2 separate regions of the Homo sapiens genome follow, and region 2 is linked to region 1. A link is a loop called in an ENCODE intact Hi-C map of the cell type or tissue named here. Cell type or tissue: CD4-positive, alpha-beta T cell. All regions are shown on one strand. Links, peaks and the distances in the headings refer to the core of each region. The heading gives the core; the rest is flanking DNA. Region 1 has its middle 11 kb from the start of ARAP3. Region 2 has its middle 13 kb from the start of FGF1.

Region 1 (8,333 bases), core at 256-8,255:
GATTTCTTGACCATGCCTGCCCCTCCCTCATTGCTCAGATGTCCATCTATACTTTCTCTCCCATCTGGAAAGTAGTTGCTTGGTTCCTGTCCCCCGGGGTCTCCATTTCTTTGGCTTCAGCAGAGATGCTGGACTGGTTAAACTCAGGCTCCAGTGGTGACCACAGTGTGGGACACAGACGGGGAAACAGCTTTCAGGAATCCCTTTGTCTTAGGTCTTTGAGAAGCAGAGCCTGTGGTCAGGATTCAGGTGGAAGCCCTGAGCTGAGGGAGAGGAAATGGAGGATGCAAGGTGAGACAGTGCGGTGCCTTCCTGTCCTGCCCTGCTTCACACAAGCCCCTCAGAGACACTGCTGGCTACTCAGCAGGGGTGCTCTCTCTCGGCACGTGGGTGGGACTTCTCCAGAAGGTAAGGAGGAAATCCACCTTGGAGCAGTCCTCAGCTCCCACCCATGACCTGTCTCCCATGGGTCAAGGTTCACCCCACAGAGTCACCTTCCCATGCTTCTGGGTTCTGTTACCCAGCCCTTGGTGGCACTTGGAAACCAGGTTCCACACTGTACAGTGTGGCATTTTATCTAAGTCTGAAAGTAGAGGAGGAGGTAGTGAAGGAATTTGAGAAGAAAGGTTCATGTCTCAGGGCAGCCCATTTCTCATGCCACTGAGATCCACTCAAGTCCTCCCATTATACCTGACTTCTATGCCACCCTACAGGGCATTTTCCCCCACAGGGACAAAGTTGCCCTCACTCTTTCCTCATGAGGGAAAGTACAGTCCACTGGAATCAAGTCCCCTTCCAGAAAATGCCAGATGTGGTCTTAAGGAAGATAAAGAGGAGAGGGCTAATGAAGCAAGCTACAGTCCCACTGCTGTAGCGTGTCTTGAGTCCATAATTGATATTCTCTCCCTCCTTCCGTGACCCTCCGCTAGCCCTCTGCAGATCTGGGCTACTTGCCTGATGAGATTATACAGACGTTCATCCCCAAGAGATCTGATGCCTTTGTTGCCCTGTCCTTTTAGAATTGTTGTTGAAGTTGTCCATTGGCAATTACTACCGGGTGGGAAGTTCCAAGAGATGCCACAGCGAATCCCCTGGCTGGGGCCAGACTCCCCGCCTTCATTGCATCTATGCACATTGTATCTACAGCCCTGGTTCCTCATGGCCATCAGGATCAATGGCCCTGGCCAGCACATTAATGCCCTTCTTTGTCTATTAGCCCACTAGAATGAGGAGCATAAGGTGGCCACGTGGCTGTCACAGCTTCCAGTTTAGTGGAAACTACTGTGTTCTTTCATATAAGTTCTCCCTTCCTGGCAACTAGAAACTCGAATTGGCAGAGCCACCAGTTTTGGGGACAGAAAGCAAATATTCTACAAATGTGAATGAGATGGGCCACGTCCACTTCCACATTTGACTCCAGGACTGGCAATTTCTATGTATAAGGAACATAGTACTGGTCAAAACAAATACCGCATCAAGGAGTTGAGGGCCCCAACCCACAGGTGTCATGTTCCTGCCAGTGTCTTCACTGAGCATTCAACAGGCTGTCCCCTTGTCCCATCAGGCTGGCAGCTTCTAGGTGATGAGGAGCAACCAAGCGAGCCCAATGACTCTGTTGATCGGCATCCCATACACCATATACAAAGATGAACTCAAAAATGGATCAAAGACCTAAATGTAAGAGCAGAAACTATAGAAGTCCTTGATGACCACATTATTGTACTTTTTTGGTAAAAACACTGTGGAAGACAAGCCTGAATCTGGAGCATGCACTGTTGCCAGTAAGAACGAATTACTGTCCCCTCCAGAGTAGAAAGAATAGGGTCAGTGTAACTGATCTGCAGCCAGAGGCTTGGCTGGTCTTCTGAGGAAGAGAGCCTTCTGAGGGAGGGCCCAGCACTGGTCTTGGCTGCAGGCAGGTTGAGTGATCAAAGTGGTAGAACTAGCTCATCCTTGGTGAGAGGGAGCCCATGCTGTTGGGCTCATACATAGCCTCCATCTCTGGTAGCATGACTACTCTGTTCAAGGGCTTTTGAGCAGGCATTCAGGGTAGACAGGGAGAGAGATTCACTCACCAGGCGAATCATTGTATCTCTGTGGAGCGTGTCCTGGCAAAAGATGCTCTGCTGGTTGTTTACCTGAGACCCAGAGGTTTGCACACTTGGTGCTCACTCTCAGTCCACCCATCTACCTCTTTCCTAGACCACTTTGTCACTTGCCTTTGGCTTTTGTTCCTTTGGGCTCCTGACTAGGGGACATTCACTATTCCACAGGAGCCAGGGAATTTGCACACTTGGTGCTCACTCTCAGTCCACCCATCTACCTCTTTCCTAGACCACTTTGTCACTTGCCTTTGGCTTTTGTTCCTTCGGGTTCCTGACTAGGGGACATTCACTATTCCACAGGAGCCAGGGAATATCCACAACTCAGGCTATTTGTTCGTTTAGAGAAAGCTAACGCCCAAGTGTACTGCTCAAAGCTTTGCACCCTGGAACCTCCCTTCCCCACTGTCCTTTAGGGCTACGCCAAGACGGCCATAATGTGGCAGCAATCCATTTCTAACTCTCACCAACATATCACACTGACCATCTGTGAACCAGGGCTGAGTCCCTTCCTCATCTAGCATTTGACCACAGGGAATTTGAGAAGGTTCTACAAAGTTTGTGACCCAATATGGCCCTTTCACTCCTATCTGCCTATGACTTCCTCTTTATTCCTGACTCATTGGGAAGTGGCCCCTCACCTCCAGCCTCTGATCTCCTTTCATATCTTTGCCAGACCAGGCCAGATGGGAGTGAGGCTGGGGTGCTGCCTGCGCAAGGCCTCAGCACCCTCACAGTAATAATAATGACAGCAACGACCACAGTAGCTGCTGCTGATGAAGTGCTCCTCATGTGGCAGGCATTGTGCTAATAAGCAGGACCAGGAAGAGGACGAAGAGGGTAAAAGCTTAGCCGACAAATTGTAAGGAGATCTCAAGGTCGTGCAAGTCGAAAGTCCTTAAAGTCCTGGTCCTGCTGAGAAGCTCCTAATAGATATTATCTTCTTTTATTCTCACAAGTAAATTTTATCACTCCCATTTTACAGATGAGGAAACTGATTCAGAGGTTAATTTGCCAAGGTCATACAGCCATATTTGACCCAAGCTCTTCACCACTAAGCTGTCTTAGCTCATTCACGTTAGCCTGGCCGCCCCGTGGGAAGTTCCCCTGCCCGTGATCCTCCGGAAGACCGCAGGTCCCTATGCCCACTCAGACAGCCGACTGTTGGGAGTCTGCAAGCTGGCGTGACTTTGGTGCAAGCAGCCGCAGGAAGAGGCTGCCGCCAGAGCGGGCAGGAAAGGGCGCGTTCCCACATATGTCCACTAGATGGCGCCCCAACACCGAGCCACTGAGCTCCAGCGGCCGAATGGACAGGCCCCCAGCAGGGAGGCGCTGTGCGAGACCCGCCCCTCTGTCCGTGGACACAGGTCTCCAACCCTCCGACGCTCTCCCTGATTTCTGCATCACCGATCCCCTTCGCTGCTACCCCCAGGAGATGGTCTCGGGGAGGAGAGACTTCCCAGGCTACTTGGGAGGGATTCTTCCTTCTTTCCCCTGGAACTGTCTCTTAGCGGTGCCCAGCGCTTCCCAGGGCCTCCGCAGCACTGCCTCTCCCTTCGTTCCCTTCCTGAATTCCCCAGGCCCTCCCTGTCACTCCCACTCTCTCAACTTCTGCCAGTCTTCTGAGGCAGGGACCATTAAGGCCCATTCCACAGATTTGGTGATGCAAATGCATGCAAATGTATGCAAATCGCCATGTAAAGGAGGCTTGCCACTGTGGTTCTAAGTGGCTGTCACAGCTTCTCTGACACCTGTTTTGGGAGACAGCTGCCCTGCCCCCTCCTCCTCGGTGTCTATCTGCTATTCGCCCCCCTTTCCTTCCTCCAAGGCTCTGGCCCCCTTTCCTTCAGCGACCCTGGTTGGCTTCTGGTTACAAAGGACCCTTGGGACTTCTCTCCAAACCCCCTAAAGGGGGCAAGGCGAGAAGCACATCTTATTGGGCACCGACTTTGACATCTGATAATTTCACCATTTTCTAGCTGTGTGACCTTGGGAAAGCAGGTTAACTTCTCTGAGTCTCAGTTTCATCGTTAGCAGAAGGGGAATGATAGTAGGCACCTAATAAGGCTGCGGTAAAGACTCTATGCTGCACTGCGTGTAAAGTGCTTGGCACACAGCCCGAGCATGGGAAGCATGTGGCTATCAATGTTATGATGATCACTGACCCTGTGGGTCATCGTATTCTGAGAACTCGGGCTTGGAGACAGAGATATGCAGGTGGACCCAGCTCAGCCATGTGCACATGTGTGCTCATCTCTGTACATGCGCGCGCACACACACACACACACACAGCTGACAGCCTCACGCGCTGGAGGGGCGCACGCGCGGGTACACACGCATTCAGAAACACACACAGGAGGAGGCTGTGGGAGGTGGAATCTGAGTCATCGAGACCAGAGCTGTGGGTGGTGCTTTTGTCCTGATTTCCGGGGCTCAGTGCTCCATTTCGAACAAGGAAATGTATGCGGATGGCACAGCTAACCAGCCAGCTGAAGGGCCAGTTGTGTGGACCCCTTTCTTGCATCAGCCCCTTCCCCAGGGTTGCTATTGTGCCAGTCCCAGCCTAGCTCTGTGTCATCTGAGCTTTTTCTTCCTCTGACCCTGCCCCTAGCTCCACTGAGGCCTAGTAGGTGGGACGGGGCAGGCCCACTGAGGTGATAGAGCAGGCTCTCAATGACGTCATAGAGAAGGTGATGCCTGCTGCAGCCGCTCGCTGCAGAATGCCCTGGGAGCTTGATGGACATAGTGAGGAAGAGGGTGTGAGGGATGTGGCATACAACGGTAGTTAAGAGCACTATCTTGAGAATAAGGTGAACCCCGGGTTGAAGTCCTGGCTCTGCCTCTGTGTGACTTTTTGCAGTTCTCTTAACCTCTTTAGGCCTCAATTTCTTTGTCAGTAGAATGAAACCAGTCATACCTAACTCAAAGAGTTTTGTGACTTTTCAATGAGATAATGCACATAAACATGTGCTCTGTTCAGTGCTGCATGGACTGAATGTTTGTAAGTGGCCATGATTTTGGATGATGCTGATTGAAGGGCAGCCCCACCCACAGCAGTTTCACGTCCTTCCTAGGAGTTGCCTCTCCTTCCACACCACTCAGGCCTGGAGGGAAGAAGAGAGGCAGTGCTTTTGGTGCCTGGGGTCTCCTGGGTCAGTATGGGCTAAGGTATCAATAGGTAGGTGTGTTGTCCAGCTTTTCTTCTCTGATTAGATGATTAATCAAGATAGGTCGGAATCACAACCTTGCCAAAAGGGAAAGAAAGATGCTGTGGTTTACTGTGCACCTGTTATATGGTAGGCACCATGGTGGGTGCTGTCCCACGTGAGCTCTCGTCAACCTCCCAACAGCTCTGTGAAATAGGTATTAGCATCTTCAAGGTACAACCCCAGAAGAAATGAAGTAACTTGCCCTAGGATGTATAGTCGGTAAATAGAGAAACTGGGATTCAGACCATCTCCCATTCCACACTCTCTACCTTGCCATATACATCCACAGTTTTGATTCCTGTGGGCTCCATGGATGTGGCAATGGGGAGGATCAGTTCCTTGGATGTGCAGCCCCTGCCTCCAGAGCTGCCCAAGTCTGCTTGGGCCTTAGAGGGGGAGGGGTCTGTATTTCTCCGCTCAGTCTCTTGAGAGCCTTGTGGGCAATGGTGGAGCTAGTTAATCACCAAAAGTGTCCCCAGGTGTTATGCTCTTGGCTCCTAGCCAGTGGTTATATGACATCAGGGAAAGGACACAGGTGCATGGAGGTTGGGGGCGGGCTAGGGGCAGCCTAGACACCTGCTGAAGGCTCGGTTCTGTGTCAGTGGGGGGCATGGGGATGGGGGGAGCAGCAGATGGATGGGGTCGGTCTGGGGCAGGGATGCTGAATCGGCTCTGAAGCCCAAGGTGACTCGAGAGCCTGCCAGGAAGAAGAAAGTGTGAAGGAGAAGGAGGGAAGGAGAGCTATAGTGTAGGAGAAACTGAGGCAGCTGAGGGAAAGGACAGTGGGGTCTCAGTGTGGTTGGCCAAGAGTGGTTAGTGGTGCAGGCTTTGGAGTCAGAAGGCACAGGCTCTTATTTCAATGCCACCGCTGATGAGCTATGTGGCCAAAGGCGAGAACTGTCCTCCAGTTTCCTCAGCTGCAAACAGGGTACAAATAGCACCTCTACAAATAGAAGTTCTATCCCTAGAACCTCTAGTCCTTCACCACCAGAACCTAAACTTCATTGCAGCCTGGCTGCCAACTAACCACCCATAGGACCTAAATCACGGACAGGGCCAGGAAGGACCTGCCTCAGACGGCTCCAGGGTCCGGCTCCCACCCAAGTCTAACCACACACTCAATTTTTTTCTCCAACTGATGGCCACCTTTTCCTCTGGGCCCAGGTCTAAAGGTCTACCTGTCTTGCTCATTGGCTAAGCATCCAGTGCATAGTAGGGGCTCCTACTATGAAAGGAGTAATATATGTCAAGTGGCTGATATATTGTTCAATAATTGCCCCTTAGCTGATTTCATTTCAGTGAATATTTCTAGAGCATTCACCCTGTGCCAAGCAAACAAGACTGAGTCCCTGTCCTCACAGATTGGTGGGTGAAGGGTTTAAGGGTGCAGTGAGTGTTACTGAGGTGACTACAGGCACATTCCCAAACCAGGGCCCAGGAGAAAAGGTGGCCAATGCTTGAAGGAAAAAACTGTGTGTGGTTAGGCCTGATTGAGATTTGGCCCCTGGAGCCTTCTGAAGCAGGCCCTTCCAGGCCCCAGCAGTGATTAAGGTCCTTGTGGCTGGTTACTCGGCAGCCAGGCCGGAAGAGAGAGCCGGTAATTAACAAGCTGGCACTCACACAACCACATGTCAGCACGCCCAAGCGCTGGGATAGCTGTCTGTCAGTCGTAACTGCTGGTGGAATTTTTTAGACAGCTGGGCTCAAGCCGGGAAATGAATATAAGTTGCATTTCTATGCATCGTTGTTCATAGTGGTAAAAAAAATTAATCAGTGACATAGCTGTGACACATACTCATTTAAGAGTCTACAGAGAAATGTTCATTTGTCAGAGGCAGCAAAGAAGAGATTATGTGTCAGCTGGGGAGGGGTGAAATATTTATACAATGGCTAAAAAACACCGGTGTGTAAGGGGGTCAATTGATTGTGTCAGTGGCCACATGACAAATACAGCATTGAGCAGCCATGGGCACTACCCTTGTGCCCGGGGGCTCCATTCTGATGACAAATACACAACGTGTTACTGTTAATGCTCCCCAGCAACCATGCGCTCAGCCCTCTTTGCTGGCTGGGCGGCTGAAGATTGCTAGGAAGCAGAGCTCCCATGGAAGCTGCCTACCCCCAACTTCATTAAGTCGAACTTGAAGTTGGTAAATTACTCCCCAAATGCCAAAACAGCTGCAAAAAACAATTTCTTTGTTGTGTGCAGTTTTTAAAATTTCGTATTCCTGAATTTCAAAGGGCTTTCTCCCTGCCTTCACCAAGACCATATCACCAGCACCTCCCATGCAGACCTCACCCTGCCCCAGGCTCTGCACCTCACTGTGTGGCTCCAGGGCAATGTAGAGCACCTGGGTTCAAGTTCTTGTCCAGCCAGTCTGTTAGCTAAGTTGGCCTCCTTCCTTGTTCTCACAGCTGAGGCCAAGGCCTAACTTGTTCCCCAGTTATAGGAAGGAGTCAATGTACCATCCCAGGCACAGTGATACTTCCGTGACCGGACACCCACCTGTCATTGCCTAAGGGGAAAGTAGTCTGGTTGGGACATCTGTCATCCCCAGGCAGAACACCTCTGCCTCTCAGCCCAGCCCATGAGCAGCCCACCTGGGGCTGTGTGATAGGTCAAACTTTCCAGAAGGAGGAGAACGTCGTATCAGTGCTGACAACTACTAGTTTTTGAGCCCTGATCACGTGCCGGGCACTGTGTCAAGTGCTCTCTGTGCATTATTTCACTGAATCTTAAGACAACTCTTGAGCTGGGTCTAATGATCAGTCCAGTTGTATAGGGAAGGAAACCAAAACCCAGAGAAACAGCTTGTCTAATGCCTATGCTATGTAGATAGAGGTGGCATTTGAACCTGGTTGGTAGGACCCCAGGGCACAGCCTTTCTGACCCTTGTTCACCTGTCTGACCATGTTGGAACTACGTCTCATGGTTAACACCTGCAAATCTTAATTTCAAAGCTTAAACCATTCAGATTCTAAGAGATCAATTAACAAACCTTGAAGATGGTAAAACTTGTGG
Region 2 (8,333 bases), core at 194-8,193, 1.0 Mb after region 1:
ATAAGTAACTCATTTCTTTGAGACTTGGTTTACCCATCTGCTAAATGGGATAATAGCAGTACTTGCCTCGTAGGGTCATTGTGAGGATTACCTGAGATGATGCCTGTAGGGACTCCAGCATACCATCTGTGTTTGCTATAGTTATTATATTACTTCTAAAGTCAGAATTAAAGACCTCAAGGCTGGGCGCAGTGGCTTATGCCTGTAATCCCAGCACTTTGGGAAGCCGAGGTGGGGGTGGATCACCTGAGGTCAGGAGGTCAGTTCGAGACCAGCCTGGCCAACATGGCAAAATCCTGTCTCTACTAAAAATACAAAAATTAGCTGGGTGTGGTGGTGGATGCCTGTAATCCCAGCTACTTAGGAGGCTGAGGCAAAAGAATCGCTTGAACCTGGGAGGCGGAGGTTGCAGTGAGCCAAGATCTCACCATTGCACTCCAACCTGGGTGACAGAGCAAGACTCTGTATCAAAAAGAAAAAAAAAAAAAGAAAGAAAAAGAAAAAAGAATTAACGACCCCAAGTAATCCATCCATTCTCCCTAATCTATTTAGGAAGACTCATTTTCTATTGGTCAATTAACTGGATGCACTTAATCAAGCACCTAGTATCTATTAGCTACCACAGAGAGGGCTTGGGAATGAAACTTAATTTTCCCGCAAGAATGGAGAATTCAAGCTGTGAGAGAAACTAAGATACATGAAGTTCTTAAAGAACATATAAACAGTAAACTGCAATCCTGACAGTCAATGCCATTCTGATTCAGAGAGGGGAGACAGCAGGAAAGTCTGGAAGGGCCAGATAAGGCCTCAGAGGGGAGACAGCACCAAGGTGGGCCCTCACAAGTCAAGATGAGTTCACAGCAGAAGAGGAGAGGGAGACAGAACTGGGCAAGGGTGGGTGAGGGAGAAGGGAGACCCATGTGAGCATGGGCAATTTGGGAGCCCAGGTGGGTCTGGGCCTGGTGCATGGTCTGGGAGCTAAGCCACAGACAAGCATCCTGCTGTCTTTCCTACTCTCAAGGATCTCTAGGAATAACATGCCATGGAGTCTTTTAGTCACCTTTTCCACTAATAATTATCCTTCCTATGAGAACTTCTGTCACTAATACATTTTTATGGCATGTAAGAGGGAGGAGCTGCTATCAGATGAGCTTTGAGTCAATCTAGACCATTGCAAAAAAGCAACATAGAGTGGCAACCATTGACTTCGGCCACCCTGCATCTAGCCCCCTTTGTCCTGGGATGAGAACTCTGATCATTTCTGGGGAAACACCCCTTCATTGCTTTCAGTCCATGCAGTTTTGGGGATGGGAATGACTCCATGCCCATGGCAAGGATGGGTACAGTACCCACATTCGTTCTATGAGATTGACCCTGAGATTCTAGCTAGAACTAGAAAGGGAAGCACCTGTTCTTGTACGGTGCTGTGCTAGTAGGATGTCAGCTGGGAGGTGCTGCAGCCATGTGGCCTTCACAATGGGCAGGTCTTCCTGGAAACAGAAGGACGCAGGGGAGGCAAAGCCAAGATATGGAAAGACAGCTTCATGATGCCATCATCTAGGCCCCTGGATCTCATGATACCAAAACCTTGCTTTTTCAGGCACATGAGTTAATAAAAAAATCCTCTTTTTGCCTAAATCTCTTCAAACTGGGTTTCAGTCCATGGTTACTAAATGAATCCTGACTTATTCAAGTAATGACCTTGTTCCTACCAGAATTTTGTTGGTTGCTTCTTAGCATGGGTATTTGTAGTCCATAGCCCAGGGGCAGACTACATCCAGGATAACAGTTTGTGTGTGGAAGTGATAGTGGCGTCTATCCATATCCCTAAATGGATATAGGTACATGTTCTATGAGGAGGCATTATAGGGGAGACCGAGGCTGCAAAATCTGTTTCTCCTCTTTGTCTCTGAAGTCTGTGTACAGAGCAATTTTCCCCAAACCCCTGATTTTATTCCTCTTGTTTTCAACCAGAGAAAGGAACTCTTGAATCTGTTAAGTATGTTTTGCAGGGCTCTAAGAAATCAGGAAGAGATGGGGAAGGGAGGTGATGGGGAAAAAGAGGCTCTGCATGTCTCATTTTTGTTTTTTCCTTTTTGCCAACGACAAAGAATCAGCTGGCATCCTTTTATTTTCTATTTCATTCAGTGCTTTTTAAAATGAAGCATTAAGTCTACTGTAATGGGATTTGTCTAATGATTTCCTGGTAAACGTCTTCTTGGATCTCAGCAAAGATAATTCACTTAGTAGGAACCATTTCCTGCTTCCCCACTAAGAACCAGACCTACCCAGTTCTTTCTGGGAGTGAATTGGCCTTTGAATGAGAGAAGGCAGTACAGGAATATTTCACTCTAGCATTCATCACATAGACTCAAGCTTGCCACAGACCCAGATCAGGGAGGAGAACAGGAAGGCGGGGGTGAGGGAGAACGTTCACGCTGAGCACAACATGAAGCCAAGCAGAAAGTCTGTAGCAATCTGAGCCCTTTGCAGAAACAGATGCACTCACCTCTTTGCCTTGGCTCTGGGGTGCTTTCTTTCTGGGGCAGTGACAGCTTCTGCAATGTCCACACTGTTCTACCAGGACAGCTGCAGGCAGGCTGCTGCAGGAGGAAGGGAGTTCCCATTCACCATCAGAAGGGAGTGTCCTCCCAGAAAAGGAGGCGATGCCCTGATTCCCCTGGAGCGAAGGCTGTTGGATCCACTTGTCCTCTCTCTCCTGCTCCCTTTCTGGTATGAATGGAGCTCAGAGAAACCCCATGAGAAGAACTGAGTGAAACCACACACCATACCCACCCACCTGTTAGTAGGTTGGCCTCCTAGCCTTGGGGATCCTGGAGAGGAAGGCTGCCGAGTGGGTCATGAGGCACTTGGGCCCCTACAAGTGCAGCTGACACTGGTATGCCCACAGAAAGGCTAAGGACAAGCACTGTATATTTATTTCTCCCCCTCTCATGTGATCTTATTTTTGGACTGGACACAAAAGCTATTTGGGGGCTGGACAGCTGCCAGGTGAAAGGACAATGATCTCATCCGAATTCTCTCCATGCCTCTCTCTGCACTAGTCCCTGTTACCTTTCCCAATATGAGGCAGAAGGGAGCGGGTTTTGCTCTGAGCCTTACTTTCAGTACATCCAAGCAATGTGTCCAACTTATCATTTTTCTTCAATTAGCTGATTGCTACCTTTTGAGGTTTCACAGAGGATCAACGTAATGAACGAAGTCCTTACTTTTATGTCTGAGGCAGGTGAGTATTTCTGAGTCTGGTGGTCGTGTCACACAGTCATCATACACACTATTTTAGATGCAAAGATCCTCTTTTCAACACCAGGATGGGAGCCCCGACCCTGAAAGGCAGATGTGGGCAACGCCACAGAGCTAGGCTCTCAATGTGTTGATTCTGCCTTCTGCCCTGGCTGTTTCTGCCTCTGGCTCCTAGGCTTGTAAAACTTACAACATTGAGACAGTTTGATTTTTCACCTCTGATCCTTCCTCTTCAGACATGAATGGAAAGTTTTGAAAATGTCATGCCTGGCAAGATGCCAATTCAATATCGTCCTCTTCACCATTATCACTGTTATTTACTGGGCTCTTTCTTGCTGAATGCCCTTCATTTGAGGAGTACTTCTGCATTCTTGTATTTAATCCTCACAACACCGCTGCCAGGAGGGTAAGATTGCTCCTATTTGATATCCAGGGAAGCTGAGGTTTGGAAAGGCTCCTCACCTAAGCTTTGGAGAGGGTAGAGTGGGATGGGAACTCCCGACTGTCTGAGCTCTTGGCCACTTTGCCCTACCGTCTCCTGAAGATGTGAATCGTTGACATTTCACTGTTGTTTTCACTTCATAAGAGGGAAAACAAAACCCTTAGGGTTGATTCAGACCCACAACTTCAATCCTTGATTTCTGTTCCAAATCCAGTTATTGAAGGGGAGAGAAAATAAGGTTTTCACCTGTTTACAGTCCCAGGCCCTGGTTCTAGGTACAGGATGGAGTCTCTGGCCACCATTCTCGTTGGAGCCATTTTCCTGTGAATAATTCGTTGTGCAAACACACACACCAGAGAGGACTGGGCTGGGCCGCCCAGGCCGGGTTCCCACTGTATCCAAGCTGGACTGCACTTTCCACTACCCTGAGAAAGAGACAGAGAGATTGAACCAACAGCTTGTCCAACACTGCCCTCTGCAGGTCACTGGGCTGCATTACCCCAGATGGGAGTCTGCAAGGCTTTCCAAAGAGGAGGGCCACACCAAGGATTATTTTTAGACAATCAGTTAGTTCTCCATTTCTGCAGCTACTCTTTCCTAAACCTGGTTTGCCTGAGCACGTGTCTGTGTTCATAACCCTTCCCCTACTGTATGAAAGGAAATCATACCTGTCAGTCTTCACAAATCTTAATAAGGTGCCATTGCCCCAAGTATAAAAATATCAAAGTCCCCAAACTAGGAACTTCCTTTAATACTTTAATTCAGTCTTTTTTAATGATTAATTAGGCATTTTTTAATTCAACAACTTTGCTTTTCCTTCCTTGAATATTGAGGGACAGAACTGTGGAAGCAAATCAAAGAGAATATTAGAAATAATAACAGATTAATAGGTACACTTGAAGAATGATGCCACAGTTTAATTTTTTTTTTTTTTTTTGAGACAGAGTCTCGCTCTGTTGCCCAGGCTGGAGTGCAATGGTGCAATGTTGGCTCACTGCAACCTCTGCCTCCTGAGTTCAAGAGATTATCTTGCCTCAGCCTCCTGGGTAGCTGGGATTACAGGCACCTGCCACCACGCCTGGCTAATTTTTGTGTTTTTAGTAGAGATGGGGTTTCATCAGTTTGAGGCTGGTCTCAAACTCCTGATCTCAGGTGATCCACACACCTTGGCTTCCCAAAGTGCTGGGATTACAGGCATGAGCCACCGCACCTGGCCCACAGTTTAATTTTTAAATTCCAGCTTTATAATATATTAGAAATTATGCTCTTGAAACCATATAAACTTAATGATGAAAATTAACATAAATGTTTAAATGTGGGTATATGTAACATTGTTTTTCAAAATTGTTTTAGAAGGTACAAGAACAATTTGTGAAGTCTGCTGTACCCTTGGGCTGGCTATTGCTGACTGATATTAGGTTGCCATCTATCCATCCATTCATCCAGCCATTCCTCAAATACCCATTGAGCACCTACTGTGTGCCAGGCCTTGTTTTAGGCACTAGATATAAAAATAGTGAGCAAAAAATGGCATGTTCCATGGCAAATTCTTAGTGATGGCCTCCTCTAGGAAGCTCAGGGAGGGAAACAGATTATGGATACACTTTTAATAATTAATTCAATAAATGTAAGAATTCAACAGTGATAAGCACTACTAAGTGTTCTGTGCGGGAAACGTGTGAGGGGAGAAGAAAAGGCACACACAATACTTTTGAATCCCATATAACTAGCAATGCAGATATAATAAGCAAATGATATAATAAGCAAATTGCAATGGGAAAGGGAGAAGAAAAAAAAATATATATATATATATTTATACCACCAGACTATGGAGGATTCATCACCAGGCCAGGAAGCAATAGCCTGGACTCCAGAGTCAGCCACTCATCTGTGCACAGACGAGGAGAGGTCTGTGAAGCTTCGGCACAGTCTGGGACTCTAGCTCTTTTGTAACGAGTTGTTTGGCATGAGGTCCAGTCACGAGGGCCCTTCGCAACTGGGCTCAAGGAACACAAAAAGGTCAACTTGTTTTTGTGATTGTCTGTTATTTTTCAATAACTAATGTATAGGAATAGATTGAAATGGAGATTTCTCCGAAACTGTGCTGGATGAATGCCTCAAGGGGTTCACACAACCTGTTCCGGGAGTTGGTGACCATTGTTTGTGTCCACGTTCAATTGAGTTCAAATTTAATATTTTTTTCCTCCACACCAAGGAGAGGTATTTGGTAATTAGAGAATGAATAATGGAGATTAACAATGTATAATGAAGATTATTATACATTATAATCCTCATGTATATATACATGAGTTGATGGGGGAGGCATCAGGGAAGGTAGCCCTGGAGAAACGAAATCCAAACCAAAAATAAGGTATCCAAGAATCTCTATGAAAAAACTGTGAAGACCCAGGAAAAAAAGGCCTCTATAACATGAGAGGATCAGGGAGAAGTAGGATCAACGTTTTTAGAGTTAGTTGGGGTTTTGTTTGTTTGTTTTGTTTGAGTTGGAGTCTCACTCTGTCGCCCAGGCTGGAGTGTGGTGGTGCGATCTTGGCTCACTGCAACCTCCACCTCCTGGGTCCAAGCAATTCTCCTGCCTCAGCCTTCCCCAGTAGCTGGGATTACAGGCCTGGCACACAGTGGGTGCTCAATAGGTATTTGAGGAATAGGTGGATAAATGGATGGATAGATGGCTGGGATTACAGGTGCCACCATGCCCAGATCATTTTTTTTGTATTTTTAATAGAGACGGGGTTTCTCTATGTTGGCCAGGTTGGTCTCGAACTCCTGACCTCAAATGATCCGCTGGCCTCAGCCTCCCAAAGTGCTGGGATTACAGGCATGAGCCACCGTGCCCAGCCTAGAGTTAGCTGTTTTCATAAAGGGCCTTTGCCCTTACGCAACTTCAACCCGTATTAAAAATCAGTGGTTCTCAATCAGGAGCGATTTTTCCCCAGGGGATATTTAGCAGTTTCTGCAGACATTGTTAGTTGTTGCATCTGGGGTTGTTCTAGTGGCATCTAGTGAGTAGAGGTCAGGGATGGTGGTAAACTTTCTACAATGCTCAGGACAGCTCCCCATAACAAAGAATTACCTGGCCCTAACAGTCCATAGTGCTGGGGTTGAAAAATCCTATCATAAATGGGGGCAGGGCAGGCCTGACAAGTGTCTATAGTGGTTGTGGATTCACTTGTTTATGCATTCATGCATTCAGCAAATACTTATTGAGTGCCCACTATGTTTTAAACACCATTCTGGGCATAGTTGAAGCCCACCTGTCACCCATTAACCAAAAATAACCATCTCAAATAGCTAGCCTGGTTGTGTTCCTTTGTTACTCAGCTTAACATTTTTACCATTAGAATGGTGACAAAGCTGGTCTTATTGCCTGAAGAAAGAAGATATTGAAATGCATGGATATTATTTGCAAGGATGGTCACTGAAGAATTGTTTGCAATTGTGGAAACAACCTAAGTGTCAACAGAATGGTTGCCTAACTGTGATACAGTGGTACTATGGCATACTAAGCTGCCAATGAAAAAGAAAGGCAAATCTCTTTGTGGTAACATGGAAAACAACCATGGAGATATTATCAGCTGGAATTTTTTTTCAGAATTGCAGGTAGAATATGATTGATGAGATGTGTGTTTTTTTAAATTGGTGTGTATGTGTGTGTGTGTTTGCATGTGCATGCAATTGCTGGAGAAATTCTCACCAAATTCTTTTTTTTTTTTTTTTTTTTTAATAAAAAGCAGAGTCTTGCTCTGTCGCCCAGGCTGGAGTGCCGTGGCGTGATCTTGGCTCACTGCAAGCTCCGCCTCCTGGGTTCATGCCATTCTCCTGCCTCAGCCTCCTGAGTAGCTGGGATTACAGGCACCCACCATCACACCTGGCTAATTTTTTGTATTTTTAGTAGAGATGGGGTTTCACTGTGTTAGCCAGGATGCTCTCGATCTCCTGACCTCGTGATCTGCCCTCCTTGGCCTCCCAAAGTGCTGGGATTACAGGCGTGAGCCACCGCACCTGGCCCTCACCAAATTCTTAATAATGGCTACCTCTAGAGAATGAGAAACAAAAACAAAAACTGTAATGTGTTCATTGGTAGTAGCTCTTTACCTAATTCCACCCTTTCATACTGATCAGCTTCTTCCTGGTTCATCTCCATTGTTATCAGTAGTCAAGTCAGTCACCAACTTCTGGAGATCCTTCAACTTGTAGGACAATATCCAATATTTACTGTTAAATCCATGTCCCTTTAAAACTTGCCCTCTAGCCAATCTTCATAAGCTCTTCTTGGGAGCTGCTTTCTCTGCCTCAGCCACAATTTCTGTGCCCATCTCCCTGGAACTTAAGCCAGTGAACTCACCAGGACTGTATCACACCATATTCTTTCAAAACAGGCTCACCTCTGTGCCTGGAAAACAGCCCATCTTTTTTTCTATGTGTATTAGTAGAAAAAAAGGTGAAATGACTGTGATCATGAATAATCCCCACCTCTCAGTGGCTTAAAATAACAAAGGCTCCTTTCTCACTCACAGTTGGGCACGTCTGTCCATTTGCAGGTGGGTTGGGAAGCTCCATTCTGTATCACCCTCGCTCAAGGACCTGGACTGAAGGATTTCTGCTT

What was found. Peaks named below come from ENCODE experiments on the same cell type or tissue, not always from the same donor. Only the 100,000 strongest peaks of a DNase experiment are listed, where the experiment ranks them.
Region 2: a loop joins it to region 1, with 5 times the contacts of the local background. A loop is called at or near these places in 5 of 110 quality-filtered maps.

What each region holds. Positions count from the first base shown.
Region 1 is chr5:141,688,880-141,697,212 of GRCh38, forward strand. No RefSeq gene overlaps it. Among named protein-coding and RNA genes, the nearest start is that of ARAP3, 11 kb to the left of the region's middle. RefSeq lists enhancers at 3,407-3,940, 3,941-4,474 and a silencer at 3,419-3,468. In CD4-positive, alpha-beta T cell, for the core only: CTCF peaks have their summits at 3,401 (motif pointing right) and 3,606; DNase peaks (open chromatin) are centred at 3,352 and 4,462; H3K4me3 peaks cover 503 bases; H3K27ac peaks cover 780 bases.
Region 2 is chr5:142,695,113-142,703,445 of GRCh38, forward strand. It overlaps a transcript of FGF1 not described here. Among named protein-coding and RNA genes, the nearest start is that of FGF1, 13 kb to the left of the region's middle. RefSeq lists a silencer at 4,081-4,130. In CD4-positive, alpha-beta T cell, for the core only: CTCF peaks have their summits at 4,189 (motif pointing left) and 4,389; a DNase peak (open chromatin) is centred at 4,179.